Regions from separate parts of the Mus musculus genome. Here regions 1 and 3 are each linked to region 2. A link is a loop called in an ENCODE intact Hi-C map of the cell type or tissue named here. Cell type or tissue: heart. All regions are shown on one strand. Links, peaks and the distances in the headings refer to the core of each region. The heading gives the core; the rest is flanking DNA.

Evidence for each region. Hi-C counts contacts between places; a loop is a spot of excess contacts. Peaks named below come from ENCODE experiments on the same cell type or tissue, not always from the same donor. Only the 100,000 strongest peaks of a DNase experiment are listed, where the experiment ranks them.
Region 1: a loop joins it to region 2, with 3 times the contacts of the local background. A loop is called at or near these places in 5 of 42 quality-filtered maps.
Region 3: it touches region 2 in a loop (2.7-fold over the local background); 5 of 42 quality-filtered maps call a loop at or near these places.

The regions. Positions count from the first base shown.
Region 1 is chr8:110,745,658-110,748,703 of GRCm38, reverse strand. Il34 (interleukin 34) reads left to right here. Exons shown (of 7, transcript NM_001135100.2): 4 at 1-41; 5 at 300-461. Among named protein-coding and RNA genes, the nearest start is that of Gm15894, 8.5 kb to the left of the region's middle. In heart, for the core only: no CTCF peak of the experiment used is centred there; no DNase peak of the experiment used is centred there.
Region 2 is chr8:110,969,440-110,972,461 of GRCm38, reverse strand. It overlaps St3gal2 (ST3 beta-galactoside alpha-2,3-sialyltransferase 2), which reads right to left. Exons shown (of 7, transcript NM_009179.3): 6 at 2,799-2,918; 7 at 1-2,360. The coding sequence ends at 2,187. Among named protein-coding and RNA genes, the nearest start is that of Gm51551, 19 kb to the left of the region's middle. In heart, for the core only: no CTCF peak of the experiment used is centred there; a DNase peak (open chromatin) is centred at 2,081; H3K4me3 peaks cover 1,471 bases; H3K27ac peaks cover 1,474 bases.
Region 3 is chr8:110,750,717-110,753,762 of GRCm38, reverse strand. All of the region lies in intron 2 of Il34 (interleukin 34), which reads left to right. Among named protein-coding and RNA genes, the nearest start is that of Gm15894, 3.4 kb to the left of the region's middle. In heart, for the core only: no CTCF peak of the experiment used is centred there; no DNase peak of the experiment used is centred there.

The DNA of each region.
Region 1 (3,046 bases), core at 259-2,758, 220 kb after region 2:
CTTATGAGGGGGTACTCAGAGTGGCCAACATCACAAGGCTGGTGAGGACCCTTCCCGGGGTGGGGAGCCGCTGCCTGCCACAAGTCACTTAGAAGCTTGTGGGTCTTGGCAGGTTGTCCCATTGGCCTTTCCCTAGCCACTCAAGCAAAGCCTGCCACTAACCTAGGCCCAAGGTTGTCTGCTGGCAGCCGTGGGTGACTGTGATGGGTCCCAGGCAGTGGCAAATGCATGGGGGTAGGGGAGTGGTCAGTGCCCAGAGGCCTACGCTTGTGCGTCACTGATGTCTCCTGTCCCTGCAGCAGAAGGCTCACGTGAGTGAGCGAGAGCTTCGGTACCTGTGGGTCTTGGTGAGTCTCAATGCCACTGAGTCTGTGATGGATGTACTTCTCGAGGGCCACCCGTCCTGGAAGTATCTACAGGAGGTTCAGACATTGCTGGAGAACGTACAGCGGAGCCTCATGGTGAGCTGTGCGCATGCGCGTGTGGGTTTGGCCGATGCTGGCAAAGGGCTAAGAAGGGAGAGTTCTGCCATGCGCTGAGCATGTGAGACACACGAGGGATGGGGACAGAGAGGATTTGGGACCTTGTTTCAAGCTTACCTGAGCGCCCCTCTTAAAAAAATTTTTTTTATTATTGTTGTTTTTAATTTTATAACCCATTGAGTCCAATTACTTCTGCCCACTGTTCACTACCCACGCTGGCTAGACCTTGTACAGGTGTTGTGAGGTAACCAGTGTACTCATGGGTGCACCGGGCATGCCATCTTCATAAGACAGCATTATTTATTTGCTTGTTTGAGAGAGTTTCATTCTGAAACCCCGCCTGGCCTGAAACTTGCTGTGTAGAACAGGCTTTGCCTCTTGTGTCCTGAGTCTTAGACAAGCCAGGGAATCCTCTAATTTCATATTTGTATCTGAAAAAATGAGGCTCCTCTAGAAAGGGGAGAAGGAAGAAGGCAGAAGATAGTGAAATTTTTTTGTTCTTTAAAGACACAGAAATATTGTAAGAATGTGTCTGCATTTTAATCCCAGGTGTGGGATATGGGGCTGCTTCAGATTGTCCACAGCAGCTGACTCTGATTTGCCTCGTGCTCTAGCAGAGGCATGGTTTTGTCAGCTGCAGATAGTTTCTGCGAGTGTGTGATGTTTGGATGGATGGATAGATAGATAGAAGGGGTTGTTTTGGACAGCTGGTGGTTAGATGTCGTTTGTTACACAGTTTGTTGAGATGAGAAGAAGAAATTAGATATTCTGATGGTGGGTGAAGATCAAACATGCCCCAAGAACTTGACACCCCTAATCAGCAGGAAGTAGTCTAATGATAACATCGCCCCCTTTCCCCTCTATGCTTTTTTCTCTACTATTTAGTGTTAGGGGGTGGAGAAGGGTGGAAGAAAAAAAGAACCCACAAAGTAGCCAAAGGTTCAGTTACAAGGTGGACTGACAGGAACTTTCAGAGTATTGAAACTGTTCTGTGTAACTCGGTGACAGTGGACACTCTGCTTTTATCAAAAGCCCGTGGAGCGTGGAGGGCGAGCCATAATGACTATGACTTGAGTTTAGAACAAGCATGGGAAGGAAAGGAGATAGTGTGTGGCATGACTGTAACCCAGCACTCTGGAGGCTTGAGGTGGGGGAGATGTTAGGTTCAAGGCCAATCTGGGTTACATAGTGGGAGCCTGTCTCAGAAGCAGCCCTCGAAGCCATCTGATCATCCAACCGAAAACCTCCCGAGTTGTAACCTGACAGACATGTCCCTACCTCCTCAGGCCGTTGGTGTACACCTGCCGGGACACGTACTTGTGACCCTGCTCAGCCAGCTGCCTGGCCTCCCCAGCCCATGGGCCAGATCATTTGACACCAGCTGGGAGCTTCTGATGATGAAAGGTTTGGGACAGGCGACTGTTTTTGCAGCTGTCTGGAACTTCTCCTGGGATGGTTCTCCCAGTTCCTGCTAAGAGGGTCGCACGGATTTGCCCTTTTGTGCTTGTGAGCAAGATGGGTGTCCTGGGCAAGCTGGCTTGGCTTGAGGAAGAGACCTTTTCTGCCTTTGTTTTACCCATCGAACAGACACCGAGAAGCTAATGTGTGTGAGGTTGGGCAGGAGAGTGTGAGGCCTCCGCCCTCTGATTCTGGTCCTGGGCTCTCTGACTGAGGCACTGTACATAGCGATGGTTATATTACTCAGATGTAGTTGGGTCTGGTCCCTTTTCCTTCCCCTCCTGGCTGCTGAAAGCTTAGCCAGTATACTGGGTACTCCCTCTACCACTGAGATATACCCCAACTCTGCAGCCAGATTTTTTTTTTTAATGTGTATGAGTACACACTGTAGCTGTCTTCAGACACACCAGAAGAGGACATTGGCTCCCATTATTGATGGTTGTGAGTCACCATGTGTTTGCTGGGAATTGAATTCAGGACCTCGGGAAAAGCAGTCAGTGCTCTTAACCACTGAGCCATCTCTCCAGCGGCCCCACCCCCCCAACCTTGAGCTCACAGAGATCTGTCTGTCTCTGCCTCCTGAGTGCTGGGATTAAAGGTAGGCCCCATCACCACCTGGCTTGCAGCAGCCTTTAATCTTCCTGCTTCCTTACTGTTAGTGGTCTGTGACGGTAGCTTTGAAGATGGATTCCACTTATGATAGTGTGACCTCAGAGGCCAGGCCCTGTTTTTTTTTTTCCAACAGTATAACCTTGAACAAGCTGTTTCACTCCTGAGCTTTTAGGTCATCACTTGTAGCCTACATCTCTTTTTAAAAATTTTTTTTTATTTTTATTTTTTGGTTTTTCGAGACAGGGTTTCTTTGTATAGCCCTGGCTGTCCTGGAACTCACTTTGTAGACCAGGCTGGCCTCGAACTCAGAAATCCACCTGCCTCTGCCTCCCAAGTGCTGGGATTAAAGGCGTGCGCCACCATGCCCGGCTGTAAGCCTACATCGTATCCAGCTGTAAAACAAGGATTCAATGAATTTATCCTATCTCCTCTATCTATCGGAAGACATCCGGCTTCTGGCCTCTGCGTTATTCTAGTCTCACATCCTCACCCCA
Region 2 (3,022 bases), core at 523-3,022:
TACGACCTATTTTAGTGAGTAGTTTAAGGTGCAGACCCAACATTCCCCCCTGTTTTCCAGTTACCCTACTGAAGTTTAAGCATTTATCCTTAGTGACAGGCAAAACTCAGAGAGGCACTATCTGCCCTCCGCAGCTCTCCCAGAGAACTCTTCCTTTGCATAGCACTTTGTACTGGCAACAAGCTGTGGGCCACACAGCACGATTGGGCTAAGCAGAAAAATGTCAGAACTCGTGAGAGAACTCACTAGAGATTTTTTGCTCCTTTTTTTCCCCCTTAAGAAAGGTCTCATGTAGCCCAGGTTAGTTTGAAAGTTACCATGTAGCTGAGGCTAGCCTTTAACTTCTTTTCCTGCCCCTCAGCCTCTCAACTGCTAGGATTAAGGGCACATGCCACCATGCCTGACATAATAAGTTGATTTTTTTTTTTAAACCATAATACTCAGAGTCCTTAGGGGGGACTTCAGTGAACAGAGCCCATGAACTAGACTCCTCAGCCGTAAGAGGGTATCAGAGTTGTGTTGTTCTCCCAAACACCCTTACCTCCTTAGACACCTAGGATGGTGCAGTTCAGAACAGATGAGTGACTCTATGGGCTTTGTTCTTTTTAATTCAGGGAAAGAAACGGAAGGGAAAGTTGAATGTTTAAATAACTCTAGAAGAAAAAGATGTAGATTCTGGGACCTACCTTTTCTAGAATGGGGATTCATGATTTAAACAAAACAAAGGGAAGAAAAATAAATTACTCTTCTCAATACTGTTTGGCATAATTGCATTGCTTTCCCGTTTCTCATCACAGCAGCTTGAGAGCAGAGATGAGACAGGCAAAAACTGGAACGGTGACTATGTGCGATGGTTCGAGCCCTGAGAGGTTCTGCTATACGCCCCTCCCTTTTTTTTTTTCCTCCACCCGTGCTTTTGAAACTGGGAAGGAACAGACTCGAGCAAAGTTCTCCATGTATTAGTTTTTAGGGTTGTTGCCTCATCCCAAACCTCTTAACACTCTCCCTTATGTGTGACTGTCCCCCAACCAGGCTGCTTGGTAATGTGAACTCATTAAGAATGGGAAATATTTATGTGGACGCTGCAGCAGGGACGTGTTTTCTGCGGCCTGAGACATTCACTGAAGCCCTTTCTCCCAGTGAACCTCAACTGTGACCAAGTCATGCAAGTAGCTTCCAGTTGTAACCCCTGATTCTTGACTGAGCGGCCCTTCTGGAGCTGGAGAGTAGGTTAGAACAGGCGAGTAAGCAGGGTAAAGGTGCGGACAGGAGGAGGCATGCAGGGCAGCCACCAATCCGCTCCTCCCCAGCAAAGCTCCGAGCCATCTGCGCGAGGCCCCGCAAACAATTGTCAAGCAATCTTGGTTGGATCGCCATCCCTGGCAGCTTGAGGGTAACTAAAGCATGAGTCCAAAGCAAATCCTACCCCCAAGCAAGAGGCTGCCTGCTCCTCTTTGGGGTGACAATGAAAGAAAACGGTACATGCTCAGGGATCTCCTTTCCAGCCAACTGTCCAACCGTGTTGCTCTCTCGCGCCTTAGGGCTAAAGACACGGGTCACGTGTGGGAGAGCAAAAGCAGCCGAGTCAGGGTGGTCTCACTTTGTCTCCGAATCAACAGGTGAGCTGGAGAGGAGGCCCAGGACCTAAGGACAGACGCTGAGAAGGTGGTAGGAGACAGGAGTGAGGGCACATGTGAGAGAAGCACCTTGCATGTGACCCGGTGAAGCTTCCTACCCGTTCCTGACACTAGTGAGGCCCTAGGGAGATCAACCCAACAGGGGGTGAATTCAACCCCCTACTACCTGGTGCGCCACGGAAAGCCCTGGAGAGTGTCTCACCGGAACCACATTTCTTTGGATGGCTTCACTCACCCACCCGGCCTAAGCTGGAAATGAGCAGTTCAAGGCGCTCCTGCCCAGCCCCAGACCCGCCTCTTAAAAAGCATCAAAATTCTTATCCAAAGCAGGTTTAGGGGAGGGGGTCGAGGCCCGCCGCCTCCCAAGGCCATGATTGGTGGAGACGGCGGCGCCGGAAATTCTCCTTGAGTTGCGTGATTGGCTAAGAAAGAAGCTCCTCCCAACTGCAGCACTGATTGGTTGCTGGGGACGGCGCAGTCTGATTGGTGGGCTGCAACCGGCGCTTGCCGGACCCAGAAGTGACTGGTTCTGAAGGCGCTCAGGGCCGCTCAGTTCCCTCGGTAGACCTCGATCTTGCTGGCCTTGGCCAGCATGTCGATGATGTGGGCTTCGAAGTCGGCGTCATGCACGCCTGTCTTCCGGAACTCGCCCGCGTACCGGTTGTTCTCCCAGTAGTGGTGCCAGTTGCCTCGACTGTCGGCCCCGAACCCATACACGTTCACCTGTGAGGAGGGTGGCACAGGGGTCACTGGGAGTCGGGGGCGTGGTTGGGGACACCCAGGCCTGACATAAGGGCACTGACTCAGAGGGGACTTCTGTCTCTTTCTCATTTGTGTTTCGCTTTTTCACGACTGGGTCTTATGTAGCCCAGGTTGGCCTCAAACGCTGCTCCTGTCTCAAACTCTCCGTATCTGATTACAGGTGCCACCATGACCCTGCTAAAAATGTGCCTTTTAAATGAAGTAGTTTTGTTAGTAAATCTTAAAAGGTAATGACGATGGGAAATGCAAAAATATTGTTTATAGGAATAACAGATATGAAAAAACATGGTTTCTGTTTACAAAAACTACTTCCCGGGAACCACAGCTAAGATGGGGAAAGGGCTGTTTCCTCTGTTTATGGTTCTCCTAATTCTGCTCTAGACAACACCGACTGCCTACCTCATCACACACATGTAGTGCAAAGAAGAGCACCAGCATTCCTGTGGAAGGGTAGCGCCCGTGGTGCTCGGTCCACCTGTCGTGAATGTACTTGAAGAAGGCTGGGTTGTAAATCTGGACCTGCAAGGAGAGAAAGGTACATGAAGGGCTTGGAGGTCTGGAGATTTGGGCCAGGCTCTGAACAGCTTCTAGCAGTTCCTCGGGAATGCAGCACATGGGTATTC
Region 3 (3,046 bases), core at 259-2,758, 220 kb after region 2:
TCCTCTAAAAGAGCAGGAAGTGCTCTGATCCACTGGGGCACCTCTTCAGCCCCAAATGATCGCATTTATTTACTTATTATGTTGGGAAGGGGGATGTGTGTGTGTGTGTATATATGATGGTTGGAGAAAGAAGGTCTGCTCTCTCCTTCCACCAGGTCTCAGGTTGTCAGGCTTGGCGGCAAGTGCCTGCATTGGCTGAGCCTTCTCACTAGGCTTGCCCACCTGAGAGGAAGTGAGACTGGAGGGGCCTGGTTGAAGGAGGAGTGTTTCAGATGGCATCTCTCAGGATTTGGCCAGGGCCTTACAGGGGACCTGGGGGACCTGGAGGTTATCAGGCTACCTTAACATCACCACAAGTTTGTGACTTGGCCCTGTCAATGTATTTCCTCCTAGTTCTTGGGACTAGAGGTCTGAAATTGGGGTGTTACTGGCCACCAAGGCTCTAGGGGAGGGTCTTTTTGCCTCCTCCAGCTTCTGGTGGCTCCTGGTATTCCTTGGCATGTGCCAGTATTAGCAGTTTGCACACTGTCTCCATCTGCAAGGCCTTTCCCTCTTCGATATCTTTCTCCTGGAACACCAGCCACTGGACCTAGCCAGGCTCTCCCTAAGCCCAGGACAACCTCACATTAAGAGCCTTTGCTTTAATTACACCTTTAATGAGCCTAATTCTAAATAAAGTCATTCTTAGATTCCAGGTGAATAAGAATTTGGGAGGGGGAATGTTATTCAACCCATTTTACAGATTCACATTGGTCAGTGGGGATGGAGGTGACATGCTTCATTTATCCCAGTAGAAATGGCTACCTTGTTGGGGGGCACATGTTCCCCTCTCCCCCCGACCAGTGTCTGGGCCAGGGGAAGCCTTATACCTCACCTTGAGCTTCCAGATCTTGGTTCTTGTCTCTGGCGGGGAGGAGACAGGAAAACCTGACCAGGTCAGTGGGACACTGGCTGTGTGGCTTCTGGGGTGCAAAGCGTTGTGGGTGACAGCTACACTGTCCCTGCCTGGTCCCCAGTTTCTCCTGGTCGAAGAGGCAGGAAAACAACACTTGCAATTGGAAATGGCAGCCTGGCTGCAAAGTGTGTTTCATCCGGGGGAGGCAGGTCACCTGCGGACAGGCTTTCAGGGACGGGCTGCATGCCGGCCATGCTGGGCTCAGGTGCTCTGGTAATTCTAAGACCCTGTCCCAGTTTGCCTTCTATTGCTGTGATAAAAGAGCAGGCTCCAAATCGACATGGTGAGGAGGGGTTTATTTCGGCTTACAGTTGTAGCTCACCCTGGAGGGAAGCCGGGGTGGGGAGGTGGGGAGGTGGGGGTGAGGGGTGGGGGTTGAAATAGAGACCACAGAGAGAAGCCGCTCACTGACTTGCTTTCTATGGCTGGATGCTTTCTTCTAGCAGTCAGAACCATCATCTAGGCGTGGCCCTTCTCCCTGCTGGCTGAGCCCACCCACGCCAATCATTAACCAAGAAAATGCTACAGAGTTGCCCACAGGCAATCTGATGGGGGCATTTTTCTCAACATATGCTTCCCTTCCTGGATAGCTCTAGCTGGTGTCAACGAGACAAAACAAAAACAAAAATAAAATAAAAACACAAAAACCAAAAAACAAAACAAAACAAAAAAAAAAAAACAAAAAAACCCCAGCTAGGATAGACCTGACTCCTATCTTAAGGACACATTGGGTAAAGCCAACATGGTCCATGGGGTGGGACTTGATGGATTGACAGGCTATAGTGATTGATTGGCTGCTGATAGGGAAGAAGACTCATTATGGATAGGATAGAACACCCCACCCCGAAAGATAAAGGCCTTGTTGTTGTTGTTGTTGTTGTTGTTGTTGTTGTTGTATGTACAATCCCTGTGGACCAGAGGTAGCCATTATGATTATCAGTCTGCAAGTGTCACTTGGGTCCAGGGTTCTCAGTGGCTGTCACTTTCAACCAGGAGTGCAATGCAGAGGTGCCTTCTCCACCTGTCGGATCAGAAATGTGGGGTGGAGTTGGTCCACCTGTACCTTAGCCAACTCCCTAGGGGATTCAGGTGCGTGCTTGCTTGCTTGCATTTCCATTCCCAGAAACCACCTCTCCCTTCAGGTGTAAGGCTCTGTCCCTGAGGGCATGCTGTAGTTACAGCTTAAGTTCTCCATGTTCCCAAGATGCTATGACCTGGCTAGGTGATGAGTGACCCAGGCAAGCAGTGCTGGTGGGGACGTCCAGGGTTGGAGCCGAAGTCTCAGACGGTTCCAGGAGTGGGTGGGCTAGGTGTGGATTTGCAAGGCAAGGCAGGGACCAAAAGCAAGCCTATGTTAATGGGCCCAGCACTGTGATTATTTATTTATTTAAATTTACTTTACATTTTATTTTGTTCGGGAGGGTGTGTGTGTGTGTCACAGCACCTGCATGGAGGTCAGAGGGCAGCTTGCAGGAGTTAGTTCGCTCCTTCTCCCATGTGGTTCCTGGGGATTGAACTCAGGTCATCAGGCTTGGTAGCAAGCCCCTTTACCCACTGAGCCATCTTGTAGGCCTAATACTGGTTGTGTTTATTTGTTCCTTCAGCCCAGTGCTGTGTTAGGTGATCCTTGCAAGAAAGTGGTTGTCAAGAGTTCTACAGTTGAAGAGGGCAGTAACTGTGGTTTGTGTGGAGTTCAGATTCTGAGTAGATCCAAGTATCAGGGGAAACAGAGAGCGCTCCTAGGACTTGGTCCAGCACGTGGGAACGAGCAGGGCGATCCTGGAGACGGGGAACGGAAGCTAAGAGGGAGCATGGCCCCCAGACAGTGGAGATACAAAGCCCCCAAATCTTCAAGGTGTCGGGAAGTGAGAGGAGAGAGATCCAGTTAGTGATGTCTGCTTGTAACTGATGAGGGAGGTAATGTCAGCCAGCCTGGCTGTCTTGCTCAAAAGGAAAAAGGAAAAAAGAAAAAAAGAAAAGGCAAAGTTTAATTATTGTTTCTGACAACAACAACAACAATAGATATTAAACTAGGCGTGGCTCGAACTTTTAATCCCAGCACCCAGGAAGAAAAGGCTGAGTCCCAGCTAG